Regions from separate parts of the Homo sapiens genome. Here region 1 is linked to region 2. Evidence: chromatin loops called from intact Hi-C (ENCODE). Cell type or tissue: CD14-positive monocyte. All regions are shown on one strand. Links, peaks and the distances in the headings refer to the core of each region. The heading gives the core; the rest is flanking DNA. Region 1 has its middle 8.6 kb from the start of VPS8. Region 2 overlaps LOC107986163 (a long non-coding RNA gene).

Region 1 (15,620 bases), core at 4,054-12,053, 58 kb before region 2:
AATTCAGTGTACAGACATAACAAAATACAAGGCAGGCTGTTTTGAGTAATATAAAGAAAGACATTGAACCACCATTTTCGCACAGACAGGGGGAAAGGGTGAAACACTCAAGGAAGGATGTGGTATCTTGTCAGGGCCTTGAAGGATTTCAGTAGCAGAGAGCAGGGAGAATGCCTAGCTGAGGGAAGGGTGGGATCAAAGGCAGTACAAAGCAAGTTTGGGAACTAGTTATTGGCCTGATGTAGCCGTGGTGTGGCCAGTGGCTTTCAACCTTCTTTTAATCATCCCTCACAGTAAGAAATACATTTCAGGCCAGGTGCGGTGACTCATGCCTGCAATCCCAGCACTTTGGGAGGCTGAGGCAGGTGGTCAGGAGTTCAAGACCAGCCTGACCAACATGGAGAAACCCTGTCTCTACTAAAAATACAAAAATTAGCCAGGTGTGGTGGCATGCACCTGTGGTCCCAGCTACTCGGGAGGCTGAGGCAGGAGAATTGCTTGAACCCAGGAGGCAGAGGTTGCAGCAGTGAGCCAAGATTGTGCCATTGCACTCCAGCCTGGGTAACAGAGTGAGACTCCGTCTCAAAAAAAAAAAAAGATACATTTCAGCCATGGCCTAGTATAAAAACACACACAGTATGCGCATATGTGTGAGTGTGCATTATAGATAGATAGATAGATAGATAGATAGATAGATAGATATGCTGAAACAGTAATTGCCCTTAGAGTGTACAATGCAACTTGGTATTTTCTATTCTATTCTCTTTTTTTAAGTGCTGGTTACTGAATTCATTTCAGTACTCAGTGATGCAGAGCAACCCATAGTTTGAAGACACTGGTGTAGTGTGTATTAGAGATGTGGTGGGCTATGAGGCTGGAAAGGCTAGGACCAGATCCAGGAAGACATTGCACGCTAAGCTGGGGTGTTCTGCTCTTCTGGTGAGAGTCTCCAGAGGAACTCGAGCAGAGGAGTGGCAAGATGATAGCTGTGCTTTAGAAGGCTGGAAACCGGCCTTTGGTTCTGAATATCACATTTTTCTAGTAAAGCTATTAAACTAGAGACTGTCTACAGAAGGATAAGCAAGCTGGTGAGACCAGAAAGCCTGTGTGACAGAGAACTTTTGAAAGTATCCAGAGGAAAAGAAATTAGCAGAAGTAGGGGAGAGCAGGGTCATAGGGGTGAGCAGTGGAAAGGTAGCTATTAGGTTGGTACACAAGTAATTGCGGTTTTTGCCATTACTTTAAAAAACTGACCCTTTTGAAATATCTCTGCAACACTCATAGACTTATTCTGAATAGCTGTAGAAAGAAAGCAAGCCTACGACCTGTGTATGGACGTTGCAGAGAGGCAGATTTCAACTTATAATAAAGAATATTTTAGGATGGTCCAGACTGACTCTGAGACCTCTCCAAAGTAACAGCCCTTTTATGTACCTCTGTTCACAGCAGGAAGTAATCTCAAATGCTATCCTTTCCAGGGCTGTTTGCCTTAATAATAATAAAAAAAAATGTGTGCTTATTGTAGAAAACTTGGAAAATTCAGGAAATATTTTAAAATAAAGCAGAAATTACCCACATCCCAGAAAAAGGCACTTATAGTTTTGGCTTATCCGTTGGATCTTTTTCTTTGTATATTTACATTTGTGACATAATAGAACTGCATAGAATATTTAGTTGTGTATTCTATATATTTATAGGATATATAGTTAATAATCCATCCTCTTTTTTTCACTATTATATCTTGAGCACTATCCACCATCACTAAAATTGTTCACAAATATTATTTGTCATGGCTACATAATTATTAATGATATAGTTTCATGTATTTCATTATTCCACTATTTTTGGACATATACAGGAGTTCCTATTTTTTACTGCTAACAAGAACATTGCCATGAATATCCTTACACATTATCTTTGCCCACATTTTAAAATTATTTCCTTCCTTAGGCTAGCAACCTATAAGTGGAATTACTGATTCAAAGGCTTTGAAAACTCTTAAGTCTGTGAATACCCGTGGTCAAACTGCCTTCCAGAAATGTCAGGCCAGTTTTCATTCTCACCAGAAGCTCTCAGTGGTGCCCATCACACGCACCCCCACTGGCATTTATTTTATCTTAAAAAAAAAAAGATTTGCCAATATGATAGATGAAATGGTCTCTCATTTTAACCTGTATGGGATTACTATTGGAGTGGAATATCTATATAAATTTATCAGCCCTTTATAATTATTCTGGGAATGCAGTTTCACTGCTGGATTTGTGATTGCAAATAGTACTGAGTGAATTGTTACAGACTTGTGAGGAAAAAAAAACAGAGAATGATGTTTAAAATAAATGATGTGGTCACACCAAGTTATAGGCAAATTATATTGTGGTGTGCTGCACTAACAAAGGGTAGTGGGAGAATTGAGTCATCACACAGTATTACAATATTCATGTGAATATTGGCTCCAGCAAAATATCATTCCTTATATTAAATCAAAATTGTAGATTTGCATTTCCTCATTTGGTAGTTTTGTTTGTATTCAATTTATTTTTTTAGTTTTATAGATGCATAAAATCTATAAAAATCAGGAGCTCTTAGTTTTGTGTTTGCATATATACATACACATATATGTATGCAACATTATAAAAAATTATAAGCTAACTCTAGATATCTGTGAGAATCTTTTCCCCTTACAAAGGATCTGAACGATATCCAAGTTTGAGAAACAGTGATACTGGAATTTCTTAAAGTTTCATTTGTACTTATCTAAACACAGGTATTGAGATTTTTTTGCAAGGCAAAATTTGCATCAGCTTATATATTGGAATTTTTCCATATAGAATAGTGTAATGATTTTCTTCTTTTTGGAAAGAGTACCAAAAGCTCTACTATGTTTGGGGTTCAGAGAGTATGTTTTGACTTAAAATGTACCATTCATCAGTTAACTTTCTACAGGTCAGTAAGACCTAGACAGAAGAATGTTTGTGTTTACTAAACTTGTAAGTAAGAGAAAGCAGTTGAGCAGATAGTGATTACAATGGAGCTTTTGTGAAGTGGTCTTAAGAGAAATTAAGCCAATGAGAAAAAAGGTTGCATGTGAGCTCTCAGAGCCTTGGGAAGCAGTGAGGGCTGGCCTGCGGGGTGCACAGGAGCTAGAAGAGGGCGCCACTGAGGGCTGCCACAGTTGGATGGTGTCCTTACACCGGCTCTATTGCCTCCAGCTCTCCCCAAGAGTGAAGGATGCAGACCTCGACCCAGACATCACTATTACCCCTGCATCTAGAATAAGCCACATCTCTTCTGAAGGAAAAAAATGTCTGTTCCTGAGAGCAAAAGGCAGAGAATAGGAGATGGATGCCTTTGTCATTTCTTTTTTGCTCACAATCACAAAATAAACTGGCCTCTTTTCCTTTTTTAAAAAGGGAACTTGTTGGAGCACAGAGAACTTTTAGGGCAGTGAAATGATTCTGTATGATGCTATAATAGTGGAAACATCATAAATTTGTCCAAAGCCACAAAATGTACAACACCGAGAATGAACCCTAAGGTAAACTGTAGATGTGGATGATAATGATGTAATGATGTGTCAGTGCAGGTCCATCAGCTGTAACTAATGTAGCACTCTGGTGGAGGAGACCATCTGTGCCTGGGGCAGGCAGTGTATGAGAAGTCTCTGTACCTTCCTCTCAATTTTGCTGTGAACCTAAAATCACTCTAAAGAATCAAGCTTATTAAAATAATTTGGCCGGATGAGGTGGCTCACGCCTGTAATCCCAGAACTTTGGTAGGCCAAGGAGGATGGATCACCTGAGGTCAGGAGTTTGAGACCAGCCTGGCCAACATGGCGAAAGCCCGTCTCTACTAAAAATACAAAAATTAGCCCGGCGTGGTGGCACCTGCAATCCCAGCTACTCAGGAGGCTGAGGCAGGAGAATCGCTTGAACCTGGGAGGCGGAGGTTGAAGTGAGTCGAGATCGTGCTACTGCACTCCAGCCTGGGTAACAGAGCGAGACTCTGTCTCAAAAAAATAATAAATAATAATGAAAATAATAATGATTTTAAAAGCCAAAACCAAAACCTGGTGTACAGGGTTTTTAATCTAAAAATCAGGAGTCTTTAGTTTTGTGTTTGCATGTATACATATGCAAACTTCATTGAGTCAAAATGTCCAAGCAGGCTGGAGAGGCATAAAATTGGTTCTCTGTAAGTGATTCAACCTAGTCCAGCTGTCACTCTCATGTTCCCTCTGCCTGGGGTGTTCCTCTCTCAAGATAACCACTTGGCTCACTCACTCACCTTCTTCAGGGCTTTGCTCAAATGTCACTGCATTAGTCAGGGCAATAAATACAAGGAAGATGAGGAGCAGTTCTCTTCTCCACTCAGTTCTCGGGAACCCAGTTTCTTTCCATCTGGTGACACTGTTTTCTAAACACATGGCCTCTAAATGCTCTGAGGCAGAAGAGAGGGGTGCAGAAAGCCCACTGACTCTGAATTGCCTTGGCCTGAAAGTGACATGCGCCCCTTCGGCTCACAGTCCATTGGCCAGCACCAGCCACCCAGCCCTGCTTTATTACGACAGAGGCCAGGGAGTGTAGAGGAGCACAGAATTCTAGGGAGTATAGCTGGCTCCTGCCACAGTCACCTCCGGGAAGTCTTCCCTAGCCACTCTCATCCTCCCCACATTCTGTCACCACTCTCCTATGCTTTATTTTTTTCTATAGTACTTGTCATCATCCAACATACCATATGTGTACTTATTTATCTGTTAAGTTTCTGTCTTCCCCACCAGTACATAAGCACTATGAGAGCAGAGACTTTTGTCTAGTTCGTTTATGGTTGTACTCCTTGCATCTAGAATAGTACCTGGCACAGAGTAGGAGCTCCATAAATTTGTGTGACATAAATGAACAAATTCTGCAATGACAGCCTATATTTGTGTGTGAAGGAGGTGTCACATGCATGAACCTGAGAATGCTTCCAAAGTCAGGATCGAGGAATAAAGATCTCCCTTACAGCATACTCCAGCATTGACTGAGTACCTATTATGTGCCAGGCACAGTGCTTGTTGCCAGGAACACAAATATGAATGAAAGCCAGTACCTGATCCCTAGCCAGGAAGACAACACTAAAAAACACAACATTTACAAGATCCATGATAGAAATAAATTATGGAAGCTCAAAAGGCCAAATTCTCCTGACCTATAGCAAGTATCATGTTTTATATCCAAACATTACTAGAATAGCAACAAAAAAAGAGGGACTCAGGAATCATAAATTGCTTCCCAAAGTCGTAAAAGGAATAGTATCTATATTCTCTACCGTTTTGTATTCTCAACAGCAGGCTGGCTTTCACTTTTCATTCACTCATTCATTCTAATGCCTTCCCTCATCCCTCTTTCTTTCAGCCTTAGAAAAAAAAATTTCTCTTTCTAATAATTTCACAATTCCAGAAATGTTATCATTTGAAATCTGCTTATTTTGTCTTCCAGCCCCACCCCTGCCACTGCTCCTGTACTCCTGCAGCAAATAATCACATCACTTATCAGCCTTTTGAACTTAGAACTGGGCATTCTGCCAGAACTCAATAGCAAGAAGAGGGTGGAGAGAAATGTCCAGGGCTAGGATCTGGGCTTTAAAGGGGATCCTAGGCAGGACTGGGCATTAGACAAGGACTGAAGAGGACTGAGCATTAGACAAGGAAAATGTCAAGGAAAGAGTAAAGAAGATGCAGAAACAACTAGGATATCAGAGGCAAATTTGACCTATTTCGCCACTTTGCTTGGACATAGCCTTGTTTACATAAAAGGGTAACACAAAAAGAGGAAGGGTTGAAGTCAGCTGAGAAAGAAAGACATTTCAAAATCATCACGGTGTCAGGGCCCAGACTTCTATTATCTCATTGTTCCTCCATGTAGGGCCTCAATCCTCAAGTCTGTTTTATTGTCCAAGATGTCTGTTCCAACTATCACATCCATTTTCCAATTAGCAAGGAAGAAGAAAGGAAGAAAGAAGGTATATTAGTTATCTATTGCTGTGTAACTACCCAACAAATTAGAGGCATGAATCAATAGCATGCATTATCTTATAGTTTCTATAAGTCAGGACTCTGGGCATGGCTTGACTGGGTCCTCTGGTTTGGGTCTCTCACAAGTCTGCAACCAAGGTGTTGGCCCAAGCTGTAGAAATCTCCAGGCTCAAATTGGGAAGGATTTTCTTCCAAGATCACTAACATGATTATTGGCAGGATTCTGTTTGCCACAGGCTGTTGGACTGAGGGTCTCAGTTCCTCACTGGTTGTTGGTCAGAGGGCCCTCAGTTCCTTGTCACATGGGCTTCTCCATAACACAGCTCACAGCATGGTAGCTTGCTTCATCCAAGTGAGCAAGCAAGAAGAGCCAGCAAGAATGTCAGGGAGATGGAAGCCACAGTCTTTTGTAAGTTGATCTTAGAAGTGACTTCTGGCTGGTCATGGTGGCTCACACCTGTAATCCTCGCACTTTGGGAGGCTGAGGTGGAAGAATCACTTGAAGCCAGGAGTTCAAGACCAGGCTGGGCAATACAGCAAGACCCTATCTCTACAAAAGATAAGAAAATTAGACAAGCATGGTAATACATGCCTGTAGTACTAGCTACTCTGGGGACTGAGGTGAGAGGATAGCTTGAGCCCAGGAGTTTGAGGTTACAGTGAGCTATGATGGTGCCACTGCACCCCGGCCTGGGTGACAGAGCAAAGCCCTGTCTCTAATAAATAAACAAATAATTTTAAAAAGAAGTTACTTTCCATTGTTTTATGCTACCCTCTATCTGTTAGAAGTACAAGCTCCAGCCCATACTCCAGGGGAGGCAACTACACAAGGGCATGACTTCCAGGAAGTAGGGTCACTGGGAGTTGTTTTAGAAGCTGCTGGCAAAGAAGGGTGTGCCCACTCCCTTTAATTTCTGAAACTGCATACACCAGTCCTGCTTACTTACCATTGGTCCATTTCTAGCTGCAAGGAAGGCAGGAAAATGAAGTCTATATTCTGGATAGCTATCAGCCTAGCTAAAATTTATGGATTCAATCCTAAAGAACTGCAGAATTCTGGAGGGTAGAAGCCTTAATTGTTCTGTATGCTTCAGGGCCAGCCCCAGACATTGAGGAGGAGAAAAATAGGGCTGGTTAGAGTCATAGAATCTGGGGTTCAAATCCTGCCTCTGTCACACCCTATATGCTGAGTAAATTAAACCTCACTGAGTCTCGGTTGTATGCTCAGACTAAATTAAATGACCTGTGTAATGCATCTTGCACTTGGTATATTCTCGATATGCCTGCAAAGTCTATTTCATAGGTAGCTTTAATATCTCAGAGCCTTGGCCGGGCGTGGTGGCTCACGCCTGTAATCCCAGCACTTTGGGAGGCCAAGGTGGGCAGATCACAAGGTCAGGAGTTTGAGACCAGCCTGGCCAACATGGTGAAACCCCATCTCTACTATAAATACAAAAATTAGCCAGGCGTGATGGTACATGCCTGTAATCCCAGCTACTCAGGAGGCTGAGGCAGGAGAATCACTTGAACTCGGGAGGCGGAGGTTGCAGTGAGCCGAGATCGTGCCACTGCACTCCAGCCTGGGTGACAGAGCGAGACTCTGTCTCAAACAAAAAAAAATTTCGGAGCCTTTTAAACCCGGCTGTGACAGCCAGTGAGCTTGCCATGTGACTCCATGCCATTTACCCAATTTCTTTGGGCCCCAGCTTCCTGTCAGGAAAAGATAGTACCAAATCCTACATATCTCTTCAAGTTGCTGAAAAGATAGCATGTGATCATGTCAATGATTCTTTTTTTAATGTGAAATGCCTGGCAAACCTAAGGTGGCATTAGTGGCCACCAAGTGGCAGTGGGGAGCAATGGGCTTGGGTTATGGCCCATGGCCACCAGATGGTGCTGGCATTCAGCAGATACCTGGTTTTGCTGGGAGCCTTTACAAGGAGCCCCAGGAGGCCAGTGCTACCCTTCATCTCTAAGATGAGAGAAATGAGGCCTGGGGGTGGTAGTGGAGGGTACAGAGAGTGGGGGTCCACACAACAGGGAGGCCTAGAGCTCAGGTTTCCTGACTCCCAGCCTGGGGTGGCACATCCCTACCCAGTAATGATACCCTCACATCCTCTCTGGAGTTGCACTGGAGACCAGTGTCCAGACCAGTGTCTTCTTGTTCGTAGGCTCGCCAACATTTAACAGCCTGCAGGATGTCCACAAGTATCATCTGTCTCTCTGGCTGTATAGCACAGTGGTTAAGAAAATGCTTTTAGGCCGGGCGCGGTGGCTCACGCCTGTAATCTCAGCATTTTGGGAGACGGAGGCGGGCAGATCGCTTGAGGTCAGGAGTTCACAACCAGCCTGGCCAACATGGTGAAACCCCGTCTCTACTAAAATACAAGCCAGGCATGGTGGTGCACGCCTGTAACTCCAGCTACTCGGGAGGCAGAGGCAGGAGAATCGCTTGAACCCAGGAGGCAGAGGTTGCAGTGAGCTGAGATCAGGCCACTGCACTCAAGCCTGAGCGACAGAGTGAGACTCCGTCTCAAAAAAAAAAAAGAAAAAAGAAACAAAGAAAAGAAAGAAAATGCTTTTAGAGTCAGGAAGATCTCAATTTGCATCTGCATATCAGCTTCCTCACCTGCAAAGTTAGGATAATAATTTTTACTCCATAGGGTTGGTATAAAATGTAAGTTAAATGAGACAAAATATGTGACTACAATAGGTAACATCAATTAGTGCTTATAAAGTGCCATACACTCTTCTAAGTAGTTTACATGTATTTAATTCTCGCCATTACCTTTTGTCGTATATACTGCAGGCGTTACTAAGCCCATTCTACAGAAGAGGAAACTGAAGCATAGAGAGGTCGTAACTTGCCCACACTCATAGTTAGTAAGTGGAGAAGCCAGGATTTGAACCTCTCTTCAGAGCCCATGCCCTTAACCATATTTGTTACTAATTGCTTGACCCAATATGTCAATTATGCCTGATAAATGACAGATATGGATCCACAGGGCCAAGCTGAGGGTTCTTGCTTTAGGCACAGGAGTTTGGAATGAGCAAAATAACCACACTGCACCTGCACTTTCAGAGTGGCAGGAGTAATATACAGGTGAAAGAAAAATGTTAAGTACCCAAGTTAAAAATAAAAAGGTAGCAATAAAATGTTAAAATTAAAAAGATAACTGAAACAAAGCAGCTGGGATAAAAAACATAGACTTTAGAGACAAAGAAACCAGTGCTTCAATTCAGATCCTGCCTTTGGCTGGCTATGGGACCTTGGTGAAGTCGTTTAACCTCTTAGAGTGTCCATCTAAAAATTAAATCTAATACCCTACCTTGTAGAATTACTGTAGGTGTTAGAGACCATTGTGGTTAAAATGCCTGTACACATTATGGCAGACATTTAATTTTTATGGTTCTTGTTATAATAGATAGATAGGTAGATCAACTGCTGGCTGAAGAGGATTCAAAGACGGTAAGCTGTTGTCCCTTCCCTCAAAGAACTTGTATAGCAGAGCGATGGATGTTCATACCATAGGTGCCTCAGGAGAGGTGAAACATGCACATGACATGAGCTTTAGAAAGGACAAGATGTTTCTCTAGCAGCGGTAAATTGGAGGAGGTTTCATGGGTATGATCCCTAAGATGAGTCTTGATGGAAAGGAGACAAGGAGTACATTCCAGAAACGTTATCAGCAAAGGTAAGGAGGCCAAGAAGAGCTGGGTTTGTCTGGGGAGTAGTAAGCATTCCAGGCTGGAAACGTGAGTCAGGCTGAAGAGTGTGGCAGCAGGGACAGGGAGAGAATTTCTGGTTAGACTTGGCACATTTAGCCCATGTGTTTGACTCTGTTCCTACAATGACAGTAAAGTAGTAAAGTCTAAACCCACAAGAACTATCAGAACAAGAGAAAAGACAACAGCTGATGGATGATGTCAAAGAATTTTGGAAGAAAGATCCCATTGGATGAGTATTAACTGACTTAGCAGATAAAAAAAAGCTGGCTGCAGGGCAGGCAAGGGGCAGAGATGCTTTCAAAAAGGAAGCCAATTTGACATGAAAAACAACAAAAAATAAGAACGGAAGAGTTTAGAAAATGGAGGTATGGGTAACTGTGAAGTTAATGGGATGGAGTGGGCTGCAAACATAAGGATGAGCTGAAAGTCAGCTTCTCCTCTCCAGCCCTGGCAAACAGCTTTGTTCATCCCACCCTGCAAAACACAGGCTTAATCTCTGGAGAGGCTGAAGGAGAGATTCTGGATCTGGGGAAGGCACCAGGCATGGAAGATGAAGAGGTAAGGCAGCATAGAGAAAGCAGGATGATCAAGTGAAAGTCTCATTCTTTTTTTTTTTTTTTTTTTTTTTTGAGATGGAGTCTTGCTGTGTCACCCAGGCTGGAGTGCAGTGGTGTGATCTCGGCTCACTGCAACCTCTGCCTCCCAGGTTCAAATGATTCTCCTGCCTCAGCCTCCTGAGTAGCTAGGATTACAGGCACGTGCCACCATGCTAACTAAATTTTTTTGTATTTTTAGTAGAGAGGGAGTTCCACCATGTTGGTCAGGCAGAAGTCTCATTCTTGAGCAATGTGATCACCCACTCCTTCTGATGGGAAGGGAAAGCGGGGGAGCCCAGAATTCTGGAAGCCTGGCTTACATTCTAGAGGAAAGAGGCTGGGGAAGGTCCTGCTGGGTAAACTGACTGGCTCAAGAGAAAGACCTGTTGATAATGGCATTGGTTGACCTTGGTTGGGGAATCCCCAGTAAAACATTAGCTTCCTACCTGATAACCTTAAGGTGCGGCCTGCCACTAAACCAGCCCTGCCCCAACACACAGAGATTTCAATGAGCTTTTCAGTGCCTCACTCTTCAATATGAACGGATGGTGAGGAAAGGAAGAGAGGATCTAAAGCAAAACCCAGTAGAAGAAAAAGGGGGAAGAAGAGGTGGAGAAGGGAGAAGAAGGAAAGAAGGAGGGACGAAGGGAGGGAGGCAGGGAGGGAGGAAAACTCAGGCGAAGCAGAGACAATTCAGAGAATTCACTGCAATTTTAAACGGCATATTTAATATCCTTAGAGGGCTAGAAAACCATTGAACCCAGGAAACAATATCAGGGGCTATGGAAAAAAAACCTTCAGAGAATAAGAATGGGCTCTTGGAAATCAAGATTGCTAAAGTTTTAATATTGTATAGGTTTAGAAGACAAAAAACTAGAAAATCTCCTAAAAATAAGGCAAATAAAGACAAAAAGAATTAATAAAAGAAAAAGATTAAAGCATCAAACAATTACTCCAGAAGGCTCAATGCCAGAATAACAGGAATTCCCGTAGGAAGAAACTGAGAAAAGTTTGGGGAATAATTACCAAATAAATTCTTTGAAAATTTTCCAGGATAGTAAAAAAAAATCACATTAAGGCACATCATTGTAACATATCAGAAATAAAGAGCAGAACCTTGTAGAGAGGAAAAACTAGGTCACCTACAAATGATTGGGGTTCAGAATACACTGGGAAAAAATGCTGGAATGGGCATGAGGGATCTTACTGGGGTGATGGAAACATTCTAAAATTTGTTTGTGGTGATGGTTGTAGAACTTGGTGAATTTAAAAGTCTTTTTTTTTTTTTAAGGTGGAGTCTTCATATATTGCCCAGGCTGGTCTCAAACCCCTGGATTCAAGCAGTCTTCCCACTTCAGCCTCGTGAGTAGCTAAGATTATAGGCAGGTGCCACTGCGCCCAGTGAAGCCATTAAATTGTACACTCAAAATGGGGAAATTTTATAAAACTCAAATATACCTCAATAACATTGTAAAAAACAGAATTCATAAAATTAAAAAATTGCAGAATTAAATATATAAAGCATTTCAAATGCAAAAATGTATAATCATATTACAAAGTAGCTAATAAAATAATACATGTGTAAGTATTAAATATACTTTTGAAATAAATTACTATGTAAAGTAAAATAGAAACAAATAAAAGCAGGAGCTCCAGAAGGAGGAACTGAGAAAAGTCTGGGGAATAATTACCAAATAAATCATTTAAAAATTTTTAAATCATTTTAAAAATTATTTAAAAAAAAGAAGAAGCTAGAAGACAGTAGACAAATTTCCACCAAATTCTGGGAGACAATTTTTTTTCTAGAATTCTCTAGCAAGTCAAATTGTCAATAAAACACGAACAAAGTTATTTGCAGACATTCCAGATTTCAAATAATTTGTCTCTGATGTACCCATTCTCATAAAAGACGTGAAGAGAAAGTAAATCATGAAAGAAGACATGGGACACAGACAATAGGGGAATTCATATAGGAGAGAGAGGGAAAAGAACTTTCTAGAATGATAATGAAGGGAGCCCCAGGATAATAGTTGCGTAGCAAACCAGGAAAGCAACCAGTCCACATTGGAGCAGGAAAACTCCAGGCTTCAGGAGTGGTTTCCAAGGAAATAATAGAACATAGAGATAACATGATTTATTTTACTATATAGAGTTCTACTCTATAAGAGAGTTGGGGACAAATTAGTGATAAGTACATAGAAAACTAAGCAAAGAAAAGAAAGAAGGTATTATTAACTCTAAAGGGAAATGCTTTTTTAAAAAATATAATCCTAGTTTATGTTGCTCGGTTGCAAGCAATATTTACATAGTCATAATAATGTATATACTGAATGTTGATTTAACTAAAAACCATGCTACAATGATATTAAGAGAATGTGTTCAGGGAAAGAAGTTGGCAGGAAGGTAAATCCTCATCTTCCTATAAGGAAGTTATCTTAGTTTGGGTTTCCCCAGAAGCAGACTCTGAGACTTAAGTAGTTTATTTGGGAAATGCAGGGGACAGCTTGCACAGGGAGTTGGGAAAGTGATGTAGGGAAGGGAAAACAGCCAATAAAGAATGTGTGATTAAGCCAGGCACAGCTGTGGGCGATTGGAGCTTAATCTTACTGGGAAAACTCTGGGAAATGGGGCAAAACACATGCTTTGGAATTATCGCACCCATGGGGGAGGGAGCTGAGGTATTTATACTCCAGCTCCTGACAGCCATTAGTTGAGGACTGCTGGGATTGGGGGAGATGGCATATTAATTTCTAGGTATGTCTAGTCTGTGAGGGCAGACCCCAGAAGCTTTCAGATACAGAGATGCAGCCCCCGGCAGTTAGAAGTAAGGAAGAATGCTGCTTAGAAATGTCTAAGGCAGGGATGTCCAAACTTTTGGCTTCTCTGGGCCACATTGGAAGAAGAATAATTGTCTTGGGCCACACATAAAATACACTAACACTAACAATAGATGGTGAGGAAAAAAAAAAAAAGGCCAGGCGTGGTGGCTCATGCCTGTAATCCCAGCACTTTGGGAGGCCAAGGAGGGCGGATCACGAAGTCAGGAGATCCAGACCATCCTAGCTTACACGGTGAAACCCCGTCTCTACTAAAAATACAAAAAAAAAAAAAAATTAGCCAAGCGTGGTGGTGGGCGCCTGTAGTCCCAGCAACTCAGGAGGCTGAGACAGAAGAATGGCGTGAACCTGGGAGGCGGAGCTTGCAGTGAGCTGAGATCGTGCCACTGCACTCCAGCCTGGGCGACAAAGCAAGAGACTCCATCAAAAATAAATAAATAAATAAATAAATCACACAAAAACTCAACGTTTTAAGAAAGTTTACAAATTTATGTTGGGCTACATTCAAAGCCGTCCTGAGCCACATGTTGCCTATGGCTGAAGGTTGGACAAGCTTAGTCTAAGGCATACAGATGGGATATTGACAGCATCTTTATTAAAAATCAATAGATAATGTCCAGAATGAAAAAATCTAAGATTACCATTTACCGCATTTGAAAAATGGAGGTAAATACCTGAAGAAACAGCAAAAAATGTTGCAATTACCTCTAAGGAGTAGTAATCACAAGTAAAAAGAAATGACACAGGGAGCAATCTGTTTTTTCATTATATACTTAGTAGGACTATTTGGTTTTAAGTAGTACATATGAATTATTTCAATAAAAATAGCATTATATTTACAAAAAAATGAACACACCAGTGCAAAGGAAGATGGGGTCATGATCTCAGGGTAGGACAAGGGCTGCAGGAAGCCAGACCCAGCCTCAGTCTCAACTTCAGAACTGATCTTCACTGGGGTCTCCAAAGCATTAGGCCACAGCAGGTGGATGGCCATTATGGGCACTGTGCCAGCGGGTGGTCCGTGTGGTCCAGGAGGATTAAGAACGGTGGTACCACTTACAGGCATAGCAAGGTCACAGGGGAGGACTGGTTTGGGAGGAAAAGGTGGTGAGGTCCCTTTGGGACATGTTGACTTGAGGTAGCTAGCAGGACATCTGAGAGATATCCAATGGGCAGCTCAGGAGCAGAATCAGGGCCTCAGGGAGTTTCTGGAAATTGCTCCCAGCAAGGTACTAACTAGCAGATGGTGTGGGAGTCCATGGAGAAATCAAGGAGACAGTCAAGCGAGGGAATTCAGGGGCAGAGTCTTGACACATGAGGGTGAGACAGAGGAGACAGTGAGAAGATAAGAAGACATGGTGACAGAAGTGTGGAGAGAAGTGTGAGGTCCGGGATCAGATTTCAAGAGTGCTGTTCGCCATTGTCCAAGGCTGCTGTTCTGTCAGGAAGAAGGAGGTGACAAAGAAAGCCCTTGCATCTGCCTGCACTCTGGGGCGGCAGAAAAACCTCTGCTTGAGGAGTCCAGCGACCTCACCGCCGGCCCTCTTTTCATCCTGCACCCTGGGCAAGTTACTCACCTCTCTGGACCTCGGTTCCCACATTACCACAATTGGACAGATAATTACAGACCATGGTAAGCACTAGTACAGTTCAATCCTGCTAAAAAACAAACAACAAAACAAAAAACAAAAAGAACAGAGGCTGGGCGCAGTGGTTCATGCCTGTAATCCCAGCACTTTGGGAGGCTGAGGCAGGCAGATCACCGGAGGTCGGGAGTTCAAGACCAGACAGACCAACATGGGAAAACCCTGTCTCTGCTAAAAATACAAAATTAACCAGGCGTTGTGGTGCATGACTGTAATCCCAGCTACTTGGGAAGCTGAGGCAGGAAAACTGCTTGAATTCGGGAGGCGGAGGTTGTGGTGAGCTGAGATATTGCGCCATTGCACTCCAGCCTGGGCAATAAGAGCGAAACTCTGTCTCAAAAAAAAAAAAAAAAAAAAAAAGGAAAGAAAAAGAAATAAAAAGAAAAGGAAAAAACAGAAATGCTTCCAGACTGCTTGGCAAAAAGCCACTTCCCTGAATCCTTCATGTCTGCCCCCACCCACACTGGACTGCCCCAGACTTCCAGGTCCCCACGCCAGTGCCCCCTCCCCCAGACCTTGCTCCAATAACTAAGAGAAGATGCCTCCAGGGCCCTCTCCAGCACTAGACCTGCATCCACTCTGATGGTTGAGCCCATCATATATGGGCTGTTAAATATTTTGACTACCACCCTCACTAATAATACCTTCCCTGCCTACCTGACAGCAACCTGGTGAGGATCAAATGAAATAACAGATGTGAAAGGCCTTTGCAAAGGCTCCAAGTGCTGTCATATATTGGGTAAAATATTGTTTTAACATCAAAATGCAAAAGTAGTGGTGCAGAGAGACGCGGTCACAG
Region 2 (14,277 bases), core at 1,446-9,445:
CCCTTCTCTCTCAGATGTTTTCGCTGGATCCTCCCAGAGTGCCCCCCACCCACCCTCCATGCAGCCTGAACTGTACCTGCTTTCCTGGGTGCTGACTTTGGGGCCTCCGATTGGCCCCAACTGCCTTCCACTTCTCCCAGGCTCATTTTTTCTAGAACTATTCTGGGACTGCCCCAGCTCTGTACGTCCAAGAGGACAGGCAAGCGCCTGGACTAGCTCCATCCTGACCGGCAGCAGCCTCTCCCCCAACTTCAGCCCCTCCTCTGCATCCAGAGGCCAAGCCCAGGCTTGCTTCTCTCTGGAGCTGCAGGCTCTCAAGGACTCTTGTTTCCCAAAAGGAAAGGTCCCATAGAAAATCAGAGGATCCTTGCAAGGGAATCCTTAGAACCAGTGTGGGAAAGGCTCCCCTGGGCATTCACCTCTTTCGGAACATCCGCTGAGCTGAGGATTCTCTCCAGAAGAGGCACCTGGTCAGGGGAGGGGAGGAAATACCAAAATGGAATTTTCCCCATAATAACAGAATTCTAGAGCCAGAAGAGATTTCAGACACCAACTAATCCAATCCTGCTTTTTAACAGACGGATAGACGGAGGTTCCAGGAGGGAGAATGGTCTTTCTAACAAGTTCTAATAACTAAGGCAGGACAAGTGGGGCTTTAGCTCAGGACATGAAAAAAATACAGAGAGAAGAATGAGAGAAAGATGAGAGAGATGCAGAACCCCTCTGTTACAGGAGTTGGCCCACATGCTCGAATCACAGAGAAAGTGGGACGTCTTGGTCCTCTGCGACATGCCCCCTGCTCTAGGACACCTCTGTGGTCTTGGTAGAGTGTCTGTCCCTTTGAACGCCCGAACAGGCACCATCCGTGTGCTCCTGCCAGCGAGGGGTGATGTGTCCCGCTAGAGGGGTCAGAGGCAAGGGCTCTGGGGTCCGGCAGACTTGGGTCAAATCTTGGCTCCGCTACTCGGTTGTGTCTGTGAGACTCAACCAAGTTATTGAATATTCTTTGTGCCTCGGTTTCACCATTTTAAGGATGGGGATAATAGAAATCACTTCATATGGTCCATAAATGCAATAATGTGTGTAACATGCCTGACATATATTACACCTGAACATAAGCTCCACGAAGGCAGACACTTTATTTCCTGCCATTTCCTCAGCATCTAGAACATGCTGTATATATAGAATGAATGGATGCAGCATATGTTCATCAATTATTTTCCTTAATGGTTATTGTTATCATTATCATTATTACTGCCCAGAATATCTTTTTCTTTCTGTCTTTTTTCTTTCTTTTTCTTTTTCCTTCTTTCTCTTTTTCTTTTCTTCCTTTCTTCTTTCTTTCTTTTCTTTCCTTCTTTCTTTCCTTCTTTCTCTTTCCTTCTTTTTCCTTTCTGCCCTCCTTCTTCTTTCTTTCTCTCCCTCTCCTTATTTTTTCTTTCTTTCTCTCTTCCTTTTTCTTTATTCCTTTCTCTCTCTCTCTCTCTCTTTCTTTCCTTTTTCTTTTTCTTTTCTTTTTTTTTTTTTTGAGACAGGGTCTCTCTGTGTTGCCCAGGCTGGAGTGTAGTGGCATGATCACACAGCTCACTGCAGCCTCAATCTCCTGGATTCAAGCAATCCTCCTGCCTCAGCCTCCCAAATAGCAGGGAACACAGGCACATGCTACCATGTCCAGCTAATTTTTTTATTTTTTGTAGAGATAGGGATCTCATTTTGTTGCCCAGGCTGGTCTTAAACTCCTGGGCTCAAGCTGTCCTCCCGCCTCAGCCTGCCAAAGTGCTGGGACTACAGGCATGAGCCACTGCTCCTGGCCCCAGCGTATTTTCTGGTTCTACTTCATCCACCTTTTCTTTCTTACCCTGGACTCCTTTCTGTTGAAGCCAATTTTGCTCACACAGTACTTACTACTTGCATCAGTGTGTGCATGTGCACCCCAGCAGCCACACATATTCACACCTGCGCATCCCTAAGCTGCTGTTTCTGACTCTCAACTTGTCTCTTCTCACCTGCAGGGGGAGAGGGAGAACCATGAGGCTGAGTCCCAGCCCTTGCTTTCCTACCCAGCCCCTTTTCCATCCAGTGTTCATATTGCTGCCGCTTCATGTACTTTACACTCCTGGCTACCCTTCTCTAGCATGCTTTGTGCTGCCTAATAAGTCGAGGGTGGTTAGAAAAAAAATCCCACCACTGTTTCTTCCTTTCCAAAGAAGGCTGTCCACTTACTTCTGTTTTGACTGATTCAAAACTGACTGATGTAATTCCCTTCTGCTTTGACAAATGGGGACCTCAGCAAAGAAGGAAATAGAGCCAGAGTGAAAAGAGAAGGGGTCAGGGGCTTTCTGGAGATTTATGAAGTTCCCATTCGAGCACAGGCAGCTGGACAGCTCTCCTCCTTGTGCAGGCCTTGAGTTTCAGAAAAACACAAGACTCTGAGACGCGCCTTCACTTGAGTCATTTGGGTGGAGTTGGTGTGTTTATCTGTGCTATCTTCCCATTTTCCTCTCCTTCTAGAGTTGAGAACAGTGAGTGGTGAGCGGCAATGTCTGCTTTCTTCTATTCTTGGGGTCCAGGACACTGGGGCAAGATGTAGAGAGATCATCCTTCAGTTCTCAAATCCCATTCTAACCCCCTTTCCCCACCCCCGGGTTTAGAGTTTTAATTTACTCTGTATTAATGACAATCTGGAGGGGAAAATGTGTAGGAAATTGATAGACTAGATCAGCCATGGTGGCTCAAGCCTGTAATCCCAGCACTTTGAGAGGCTGAGGCGGGTGGATCACCTGAGGTCAGAAGTTTGAGACCAACCTGGCCAACATGGTGAAACCCCATCTCTACTAAAAATACAAAATTAGCCGGGAGTGGTGGCACGTGCCTATAGTCCCAGCTACTCGGGAGGCTGAGGCAGAAGAATCACTTGAACCTGGGAGGCAGAGTTACAGTGAGCCGAGATCGTGCCATTGCACTCCAGCCTGGGCGACAAGAGCAAAACTTTGTCTTGAAAAAAAAAAAAAAGAAATTGATAGACTAGATTGTAATACAGCATGAATAACTCAACCATGCAAATTAACACAGGCTCACAAGCCTAGGCCTGAAAGAATCAGACCACTTATTTGCTTCTATTATTAAATAAGAATTTGCTTAATAATAGAAAATAATAATAATTTAAAATAAGGCCTATGGCCTTGTAACACCAGTGGTCTGCCAGAGACTGGATTGGTGTGACCTGAAGATACACTGTAAAGTGAAATATTCAATCAGACAAACCTTAGGAGTTTGCTTGTGTGCCTCCTTAACGTACACAGCCAAAAAACAGATTCTATTCACTTTCTCTTTTTTTTGAGACCAAGTGTCACTCTGCCACCTAGGCTGGAGTGTAGTGGCGCAATCTCCCCTCACTGCAACCTCCGCCTCCCAGGTTCAAGCAATTCTCCTGCCTCAGCCTCTAGAGTAGCTGGGATTATAAGCATGCACAGCCACGCCCAGCTAATTTTTATATTTTTAGTAGAGACGGGGTTTCACCATGTTGGCCAGGCTGATCTTGAACTCCTGACCTCAGGTGATCCAACCGCCTCAGCTTCCCAAAGGGCTGGGATTACAGGCATGAACCACCGCACCCGGCCTCATCTTCTTTTTAAATACTTCACTGAAAAAAGGTCTCAGTGTACTAAATTAATGGAAATGTTGGCTCTGTGCAGATAAGTGGTTTCCATCCTTTGGAGGCTGGCCTCCTTCTGTTTGTCTGAGCTCAGGTCTCAATGGGCATGGTGCCTGATGCCGAGTTAAGTGTCCAGCAGCCCCTGCCCCAGCCAAGCAGGGAGGCCGGGTGAGGTGGTCCCCCTAGTGGGGCACCAATGGGCTAAGGTAGGTGGCAGGAATGTCTCTTACCATGATCACAGGCCCTTTGAAGGGAGGGAAGAACCTACTGAGTTGAGAGTAGGTGTGTGCATCGAGTTCAGCAAATCGACAAAGCAGGTTCCAGTGCATTACTGGAGTAGGAGAATCTGAAGTTGCATCAAGGCCAGAGTGTGGAGCCAGGGAGTCATACAGCTGAGGACATTCTCCCCTGGCCTGGCCCTTATGCCCTAGACGCATGCCCTGCCTGTGGCCAGAAGAGCTGCGCACAAGGCACTGCCTGCTCATCCGTTCAGTGTCCATGGCTCTGTTCTGCCCCAGATACGGGCTCCCTCTTGGCCCCAGGCGCTCTCCAGTACATCCTTCCTGGCTTGTCCTACCTAGACTTGGGCACTGGTTCTATCTCTGCTTCATGACTGTCTTGGAAATCCCATTAGTCTCAGCCATCAAGAATTGCCCCTCTCCCCAGGTGCCAAAACCTACCTTGGTCCCTGCAGCTGCACCTGACTCAGGGGCCTGGAACACCATAGCATTCCAGACTCCTGGCCTGGGGGGTGGAATGGGGAGGTGGCGTGAAGAAGGGGTGGGAACTAGAAAATAAGAGACTGGGTTGAAGTGGACAAGGAGGAGAACAATTTGCGTGGGTATTACAAAGACAGCTAAAAATATTCTCCCTGGGTGCTCGGGGTGGGGAGTGGGCTGAGTGCTTTACAGGCCCCGCGGTAGCAAGATTGCAACATTCAATTCATTTCCAGTACCCCTGGGGATAAACTGAGAACCCCTGCTGTCAACCCCAATGATGTGGCCTCAGCCTGATTCTTTGGCTTTCAGGTATGACCTCTAAGGAATGACAGAAGGGTTGTTTAAGTGGAGAAAAATGTTTTCAAACTCCAAGCAGTGTGCTAAAGCACTTTTTTTGTCCATTCTACTTTTGCTCCAAGAATGTCTTCTTTTTTACTTCTGGAGGTCTTGATGCTGACAGCAAGCACCTGGCTTTTTCTGATCTGAAAGTCCTGTTTGTCGCCTCACAATGGGCCTTGCTTCTATTTTATGATATCCTCTATTTCACACCCTCAACACTTGTCAGCAGAGGATATAGGAAACAATCAGCTCTATGAACTGGGCGCTATCAGTATTTGCCTTCCGGCCTCGTCATGGGTCACAGGCTCTGACGCAGGCATGATGCCATGGGAGACTTTACCTGGTTACCCAGCCGCTCACACCCCCAGAGGTGCACAGCGCTCGTCGTCACTCAGATCCATCCAAACAGAAATCTTTCCTTCAGAGTCACTCTCGCTTGGCCTCATCTTCCTCCATAAACCCAACCTCGGAAAATTTTCCTATCCAGCTTTAAAAACAATTAGTGACTACCTGAATGGGAACACAGGTGGCATATTTATCAAAATTTCAGATGATACAAAATCAAGTAGGAAATCATAAAATAGGGTAACAGAATAAGGTTCCATGTCCGCCTTGATAGGTTACAACAAGGAACTGAATTTAACAAGATGAAATTTATCAGCAGTAAATGTGAAGTCCCACCCTTGGGCTTAAAAAACAAACAAAAAAACCCAGCACAGCTGTACAAATTCAGAATTTGGAAAAAGAAGCTAAAAGTGCTACACATTGATTGCAAACTCATTGTGAGTCAAGAGTCAAAAAACCTAAGGCAAGTTTAGGCTGCATCATTGGAAATGTAGAATATGAACAAGGGAGATAAGGGAGGTGATGATCCTGCACTCAGCATTGCAGGACCACACCTGATGTGCCGTGTTTCATTCCTATATCACTCTATTTTTTTATTTTTTGGAGACAGAGTCTCGCTCTGTCGCCCAGGGTGGAGTGCAGTGGCACGATCTCAGCTCAGTGCAACCTCCGCCTCCCGGGTTCAAGCAATTCTCCTGCCTCAGCCTCCCGAGTAGCTGGGACTACAGGCGCACACCGCCACGCCCGGCTAATTTTTTGTATTTTATTAGAGACGGGGTTTCACTGTGTTGCCCAGGCTGTTCTTGAACTCCTGAACTCAGGCAATCCACCTGCCTTGGCCTCCCAAAGTGCTAGGATTACAGGCGTGAGCCACCGCACCCGGCCCCTACATCGCTTTAAAATGAACACTGATGAGCTCTGGTGCTTCAGAGAGAGGTGGAAACAGGGAGATGGAGAATCTGAGAATCTGGAAATTAAAAAAACAAATGAAGACCATGGCCATGAAAGAACTAAGGAAGTTTAAGCCAGAAGAGAAAAAAAGATTTAAGGGAGACATGAAAGCTATTTTTCAGGCCAGTCACAGTTGCTCATGCCTATAATCCCAACACTCTGGGAGGCTGAGGCAGGTGGATCACTTGAGGTCAGGAGTTCCAGACCAGCCTGGCCAACATGGTGAAACTCCGTCTCTACTAAAAATACAAAAATTAGCTGGGCGTGGTGGTGAGCACCTGTAGTCCCAGCTACTCGGGAGGCTGAGGCAGGAGAAACACTTGGACCCGGGAGGCAGAGGTTGCAGTAAGCCAAGATCACACCACTGTACTCCAGCTTGGGTGACAGAGAGAGACTCCGTCTGAAAAAAAAAAAATTATTTTTCAGCACTTTATGGACTGCCCTATACAAAAGGGATAAGGCTTCCCCTGCCCTGCTGCCCACCCAATTCTGGAAGACAAAGCTGGTCCATTTAAGTTAAAGGGAGCTAAATTTCAGTCCAGCTGGAGAAAGAAAAGAGCTTTCTTTCTCTTTCTTTCTTTCTTTCTTTCTTTCTTGCTTGCTTGCTTGCTTGCTTGCTTTTTGACAGAGTCTCGCTCTGTCACCAGGCTGGAGTGCAGTGGCATGATCTTGGCTCACTGCAACCTCTGCCTCCCAGGTTCAAGCAATTCTCCTGTCTCAGCCTCCTGAGTAGCTGGGACTACAGACAGCACGCCACCATGCCCAGCTAATTTTTGTATTTTTAGTAGAGACAGGGTTTCACCATGTTGGCCAGGATGGTCTCGATCTCTTGACCTCGTGATCAGCCCACCTCGGCCTCCCAAAGTGCTGGGATTACAGGCTTGAGCCACTGCGCCCGGCCAAGAGCTTTCTTTTCTAACAGTGAGAACAGCCCGAAGTTGGGATGGTCTGCTGGATTAGGTAATGAGCTCCCTGACACTAGAGATATTCAGCCAAAAGCTGAAGGATCACGTATCAGGGATGCTGCAGAGAGTATTCTTGTATTCGTCAGAGGATTAGATCTGATGACCTTCAAGGACGCTTTCATCTCAGAGATGCTCTGATTCTGGGGGAACTCTATTATAATTTATTATACCATCCCCTACATGAGAATATCTAATTCCTTTTGGTAAAGCAATAAAGCTTGTGAATTTAGGCAATATTTCCCAGTTCTTTTCAGACTCAGTTTTGAAATTTCGGATAAAAAGCATAGACTCTAGAGACAACTGCGTCTCTAGACCTTAACTCTGTTACTTATCAGCTGTGTGACCTTGGGCAAGTCACTTAACCTCTCTGGGCCTCATTTCCTCATTTATAAAATAAGGATAAGTATAGTGCCTACTTCATTGAGACGTTATGAGTATTAAATAAATTAGTATTTGAAAAGCACTCAGAACATTGCCACCACATAGTATTATAAATGTGTTTATTACATTAAAAATCATGTAAAATAGCTTAAAACAAGTACTAGGAACAGTCTCAAATGGTTTAACAAATGGTTTAAGGAGGTCCTCCTTTACCAACTTATCACCAGCAGCTCTGGAGGTAAAATAGCCAGGAGCACAGGGGTAGCAAAAAACAAAAAAACCAAAACAAACAAAAAAAAAACAAAATCACATAGGCTCCCTATGCTCTCAGAAGGAAGAAAAAGCTTCCTGCTGTTGGTGTACGGTAACCTCCACAAAGGCCTGTGTGTTTAATGACACCAGATTATCCCTACCTCCCCCATCCCTCCTCTCCCTTCTTGGAGTTGCTGGGAGGCCAGGGGTGTGCTGCAGTGTAACAGAGCTGCGTCAGGGGAGGCTGGGGGCCAGAGCCTGTTAGATATACAGGGCCTGTTTGAGGGAGCTTAATATCCTCTTACTGGAATAACTATTGTCCCAGCTTCTCAACAAATACCAACCGTCATTAATAAAAGGACTAATAAAAGCATTTATTGCACTCAGGCACTGGTCTTGCTTTCTGTAGCTCCAGGGCCTTGGCAGAGGCAGCCGTTGAGGATGAGGGCTGGAAAAGCTGAGGCTCCCCCTGCACCCAAGAGCTCAGCCCAGGCCTCCAGCCCAGCCCATCACCCTTCCTAAGGCCAAGGGCCGCAATCGGTGAGATCTCTCGTCAAAGAAGAGCCGGGCAGTCAGACAGTGGGAGACTGGAGCATGAAGATAATGTATCATTTAGGCATCAGACTCCTGGGTCATTGTAAATAGTGACTATAGGGTGGCGAAAAAGAAAAGGTTGCTTATCATGACTTTATTTCAGGAAGCTGAAAGCACATCGTCTTGCAAGACTTTTTCCCACATTTTACAGAGGGGGAAATGAAGGTACACAGGCATTTAGGGGCACATTCAGTCATGTGATATATGGCATCCTTGCCAGAACTGACTAGACTCCAACAGTCCTTACTCCCAAAACTAGTACCACACTGATAGAAAAAGGAAGTGTGAGGCTATATCTATCTCCGCCCAGTCCCGGATTCTGTAAACGCTGTGATCATTGCCATCGCTTCTCTAAATTATTATTGTTATTATTGTAATAACTAGTGGGTAGAGTTGAGTGGGTGGTGTCAGATAATTACTAAGACCCCAAAATTAAAGTGGTTGAGTCCTTAATTTTCCACGGCTGCTCAAGATGAAAATGAAAGCTGGCCTCCAGGGGGCCCTGGGAGGAACCCTAATCTTGAGATAGAGGGAGCCCAGGTGGGGAAGGCAATGGAAGAAGAGCAGGCCCAAAAGGCCTAGGAAGCCACACTTGGAAACTCTAGATCCTGGATTACAGGACCCTGAGTGAGAGAGCACAGTCAAACCAACCTGGCTTCACGTCTTGGGTCTGCTTCTCCTTTGCTGCATGACCTTGGGAATTTACCTAGCCTCTCTGAACTTCAAGTTCCTCATCCATCAAATGAGGATAATAATCATAACTAGTCCCTAGAGCTGTTGTTGTAAGTAAGGGTTAGAGGACAGAGTGTGAGAAATCCAGAAATGTGGGCTCTTTGCTCCCTGAGCCTAGAGCTTTGTCAGTGAGGAGACCACTAACTGTGGGGCTGCAGAACTTTCCTGGCATCGGGGACATTAGGAGGCAGAGTCCTATTCTCAGGACTAGCAGTTCAGTGGGAAACAACTTTAGCCTCAGTTTCCCCCCTATTTAAGACAGGGCAACAAAATCTCTTGGGCCCTCGGCCCCTCCCTGCCCCAAGGGCTGTCAGATGGATAAAGGAGACATGGTCCTGGGAGGAAAGGTGGGCGTTAATAACAGCACCGTGGACCTCTATTATTATTGTCATTATTCTGGCTCTGTCCTGTAAGCAGCGGGGACCCAGGTGACTCACTGTCTGCCTGCAGCAGCCCAACATCGGCCTGTTGGGACTTGCCGGCCTGCCGGGATTCCTCCACCAAAGAGGCCTCTGCTTCTTTCTCAGCTCCCGATGGGAGCTGTCAGGGTCCCCATGGCTGGGTGGAAAGGGAGTGGGAGGGGGCATTTGAGACCACAGTGCACAGCTCAGAGAGGCTGGGACACCTGTGCCAACAGCTACGAGTGAGCCTAGGGCATGGAGTGGCAGGAGCTGGGGCTCCTGGAGGTTGTGGGGTTCGCACCTGGAGAGAGTACCTGATTCCTTCGGAGTGGTCCTGGGAATGGCAGGCCCCAGGGAGAGGGTGGTGAGAGACAGTGACAATTCAGGCCTGGGGCTGACCCTGGGACAGCTCTCCCAGGTGGGATGGGATGGGCAATGGGATGAGGACCAAGCCCCCTCCTCCTCCAGGGGAGCCGCTCTGGGTGGCTGGGGCCTGGCATAAGAAGCCGGTGGCATCAGCAGATGATTCTGAAACTCTGTAACCCAAATGCCTGGGTCCTAAAATCTCAGCAATTGTTGGGGGTAGAGAAAGGGAACTGGGGTGCCTCTGACAGCCACCAAGCCCCCTGCCATGCGAGCTCTCTATAAATGTGATTTGAACAGCTATGACTCACCCGCACACACCCCTGCAGTTTCGTGGTGAGGACACAGCTAATCATAGCTGTGTTTGGGGGAGGAAGAGGGATTTTGCCACAAGCTCCACAACAGTCCCTCCTTCTCCAGGATGGCAAAGCGGGTGTGACTGGCCAGGAGTTTGGCAAGTAGGAGTTTCTGCTTCCCTGGGGATTGGCTCTGCCCAGGGGAAGAGCACACCCCTAGAAGGGCCATTAAGGTCAGGGTTGGTTCCCTGATTTCTGATCAGAGATGACACCAGGAAGATCTGAGCTGGATTCCCTCAGATCTGTCAGTGATGATGTTTGCTTGGGTCTTGTTTTTGTTTTGATTAGAGCTGAAAGGCACCAATTACAGGACACCTAGTTGTATCCCAAACTATTGATGAGGAAATCGAGGCCTCATGAGGGTGAAATGACTTGTTCAAAGTCATAAAGGGAGAGTCTCAGAGGCAGAGCCACAGCCCCAACTGCAGATCTGTTGCTCTTTCTGCGAATTCTTCTATGTCTATTTTGATTCCCGAAGAAATGACAACAAAAACAAAAATATCAGCCACCATTCACTGACTAATACCTGCCAGTTACTAGATTAGGTGGTTTATGTATATTACCTCAGGCTGTGAATGCAGATGAGGCGTTCAAACATCAGGTTTACTTAGATCAACTCCACATTTTCTTCCAGGTCTGAGGTACAATCATTCTGGGGCACATGCTCTCAAATTCCCAGCCATTCTGGCTGTGCTTGCTTTATTTAATTGATCTACTACTTTCTACATGTGAGGATCTTGATTGGGCTCTGGGAATCTACAGATAAAATAGGACAAGTTCTTGACAGTGCACTAGGATCAATGATTTACCAGAGTTATAGACAAAGGATCAGGAATACAGACAAATGTGTACTGAGAAGATGAAGAAGGCTTCCAGATTCAGTGACATTTAGGCAGGGTTTTGAAGGCTGAGTAGGAGTTTGCCAGGTGGGGCTGTAGATGAGAAAGATGAAGTACATGCAAAGATAATCACATGTGGAAGAGCTGGTGGAGTGAAAGTGTTCTGTGTGTTTGAGAACAACAGATAGTTTGAGATAGAGTGTGGTGGAATGAAGGGGAAGGTGTTAAATCACACCACAGATGCGGGTTGAGACTACCTGAGCAAGGCCTTCCTTCCAGGCTAAGGAGGGCACCGCTCAAGAGGTTTAAGCAGACATCTGCTTTGGAAGGCTTCTGAGACTCTTATTCCTACTTTATGTAAATACATAGTCTACCTCTGATGTAGCCTGTCTCTCTCCCGCAGACCTCATTTGTCTGGGCACCTGTGAATATGTTTGTCCACCTGGAATGCTAAGAGGTCGTTCAGTGAGGATGACATGGACTGCCAGCTGTGGTCACAAACTCCTGCTCTTTGCCTCTGCACAAGAACATTCTGGGTGCTCCTCTGGCGTTCCTCTCATTGACTGGGTATTAGTGGGGTCTTTACACCCTGGCATTCTGCTCGGTCAGGCGCTGTCAGATGGCCCATGCAGTGGAGCTGGGCCGTGGACCCACAATAAACCCTTCCCTGTCCCTCTTCTGGTCCCAGCTCCTAGCCTACCCCAAACCAAGCTCTGCCCCTGTGAGAACTGCCCTCTTCACTTCTCCACCCCAACTCACATCCCAGGGTGCTTTAACCTTCCTGTTAGAACATGCTTTCTTTCTCCTGCTTTCTCTCTGGCTGGCTTTCCAGCCCACCCTGGTCTGGGTGCCTGGAATACAGAGGCATTCTTAGTTCTTGTCAGGTTGAAAAAAAGGACCTTTCTTTCATGTGTCTTTTCATTTTTAATCTCAGTTAATCATCCAAAAGAGGCTTCCTGACGGAGAGAACAGAAGATGCCTTTTGGAGCCCGAGAGGCTTGAAGCCAGGCTGTGTGACCTTCAGCAATCATTTCACTTCTCTGAGCTCCAATATCCTCATCTGTAAAATGGGGACATCAGCCCTTACCGGGCAGGGATTATGAGAGATAACATGCTTGTCAATCAATCAAGGAAGGGTTGAGTTCAGTTGAGAGACCCGAGCAGGAAGGGACACATTCCTATGCTTCCTCTAAGAACTGGTACCTTTGCTTCCGGCTAAAAAAACACAAACAAAACAGAGTGTGTTAAATCAGGGCTTGGTGCCGTTGCAAGTGACGCTGTAGTGAAATGGGAAGAAGCCCACCCTCGGTAAGGATCCTAAGGCCTCTGCCAACAGGAGGAAGACGCGTCCTTCCTGTTCCTGAGGGAAATGAAAGGCTGAAGCCAAAGCTATCTTCCAAAGCCCGCAGACAGGTAGCTCTCCGGCTGACCTTTGCCAGGCTGGTAAGCCTCACAGTTTCATTGTTCCACCCGGGCTGGGGAGCTGGTTGGTGGAGTTGGCTTAGAGAAGGATATTTTGTATCTGGCTTTTGGAATGACTAATGAATGAGCTGTCTCCACTGCAGGAGAATTATGCCACTTAAGCAAAACCCAGCCGGGCTGGTCGGCTCTGAGATAGCTAATAGGAAATGCCTGTCAGAGCACTGACGCTTCAAAGCCAAATATATTCTCACTGTGTTCTCTGTTTGCTAAGTTTACTTTATGCAAAATATAACTCAGCTGAAAATATGTAGATGGCAGAGTGCTCGCTCCTTCTCTCTGGAAGAAATTGCAAAGATGGGGAGGAGAGCAGTTCGCAGTTAACTCTACCAGTCCTGCCAGGCTGAGGAACAGCCGGTCCCAGAGATCTACTCGCTAGAATGTCTGTGCCTCTGATGGGTCCATAGCAACTGCAGTCTTCAAAATAGAGGCAACTGCCCTCCTGCCACATTTCCAGACAATGGGAATACAGGGAGCGTGGCACTGGCAATCACAAACAACCCGTCTGTCAACTTGCCCAGTGTTGCAGGGGCCAATAAGGCCATGTGGGGACAATTGAATTTTTGACCTGTTTAGTGGCCTTGCCCACCAATACCCACCTCTCATCGGTGAGGCACAACATCCTCCAACCAAGAAGCAACCAAAACAGTCAGTGACTCCTGTAACCCCTGGATGGAGCAATAGCCAGGTGGATGCTGAAGCAATGTAATCTATGAGAAGAGCACTGGATAGGGAGTCAGGGGAGCTGGGTTCTGGTCCTTCTTCTGCCTCTTCCTCTGCGACCTTGCAGGAAAGGTCTTCAGGCCTTGGCTTCACCATCTATAAATGGAGAGATTGGACCAGCTTGGCAATTTCTAGTGTCACATGACCCTAACATTCCGTATTATACACAACAGAATGGAGGCAGGAGTGAGGCAACTGCACCCCATTCTCAATTCCCTGACGCTCTCCCTCTCTCAAGAATTGCCATAAGGTGCTGGGCATAAAGACAGGATCATCTTTATAGAGATTTCTCAATACCCAAAGTGGAAAAGATCCCCCGAGGCCATGACCGTGGAATGAGCATGTTGCAGATCCCTTGCTGAGGAGGAGCAAAGAGACAGGAACTCCTGCAGCCTTTGACCTGGAAACATCCTGATTCCCATAAGGCCACAGTCACCAGGCAGCCTGCTGGCAGCTCATTCTTCTTCCCAAACACCCTCCCTGCATAAAAGGTCTGGCCTCCTTTATGGAAGGCATTTGGGTTTTACTCCTCTGGGACAGAAGTGGTGAGGGCTGGGCCTAAGGAGCTGTGTGGGCTTCTCAGAAGGACCTGGAGAATAACCATGGAACACCTAAGTGTGTGATGCAGAGTAGGGATGAAAATATGCATTAGACATGAAGAGCTCCCTGTTTTGTTGCAAGATGAGAACATATAGAGGAGGCTGGGCACGGTGGCTCATGCCTGTAATCCCACCACTTTGGGAGGCCGAAGGGGGTGGATCACAAGGTCAGGAGTTTGAAACCAGCCTGGCCAACATGGTGAAACCCCGTCTCTACTAAAAAAACAAAAATTAGCCGGGCGTGATAGCAGGCACCTGTTATCCCAGCTACTCGGGAGGCTGAGGCAGGATAATGGCTTGAACCCGGGAGGCAGAGGTTGCAGTGAGCCAAGATTGAGCCACTGCACTCCAGTCTGGGGGACAGAGTGAGACTCCAACTCCAAAAAAAAAAAAAAAAAAAAACCAATATATAGAGGAAACAAAGAATGTTGTAGGGTAAATCACTTGACACTGACATTGCTTTTTAAGCACATTAGAAGTTCAGAGAGGTAACGCCCTTGGGCCAGTTGCTGAATCTCTGAGCCTCAGTCCTCATCTATAAAATGGGGATGATGATGACTTCCCGTCACTACAGAGACAATGTA

What was found. A loop is a pair of places that touch in the nucleus more often than their neighbours do. Peaks named below come from ENCODE experiments on the same cell type or tissue, not always from the same donor. Only the 100,000 strongest peaks of a DNase experiment are listed, where the experiment ranks them.
Region 1: a loop joins it to region 2, with 8 times the contacts of the local background. A loop is called at or near these places in 1 of 110 quality-filtered maps.

Annotation. Positions count from the first base shown.
Region 1 is chr3:184,795,716-184,811,335 of GRCh38, reverse strand. No RefSeq gene overlaps it. Among named protein-coding and RNA genes, the nearest start is that of VPS8, 8.6 kb to the left of the region's middle. In CD14-positive monocyte, for the core only: CTCF peaks have their summits at 7,654 and 7,858 (motif pointing right); DNase peaks (open chromatin) are centred at 5,815 and 7,875; H3K4me3 peaks cover 1,516 bases; H3K27ac peaks cover 3,238 bases.
Region 2 is chr3:184,736,465-184,750,741 of GRCh38, reverse strand. LOC107986163 (a long non-coding RNA gene) reads right to left here. Exons shown (of 5, transcript NR_160768.1): 4 at 12,971-13,190; 5 at 11,797-12,107. Among named protein-coding and RNA genes, the nearest start is that of LINC02069, 30 kb to the left of the region's middle. RefSeq lists enhancers at 4,072-4,573, 9,578-10,096. In CD14-positive monocyte, for the core only: CTCF peaks have their summits at 1,677 and 1,883; a DNase peak (open chromatin) is centred at 2,341; H3K27ac peaks cover 1,579 bases.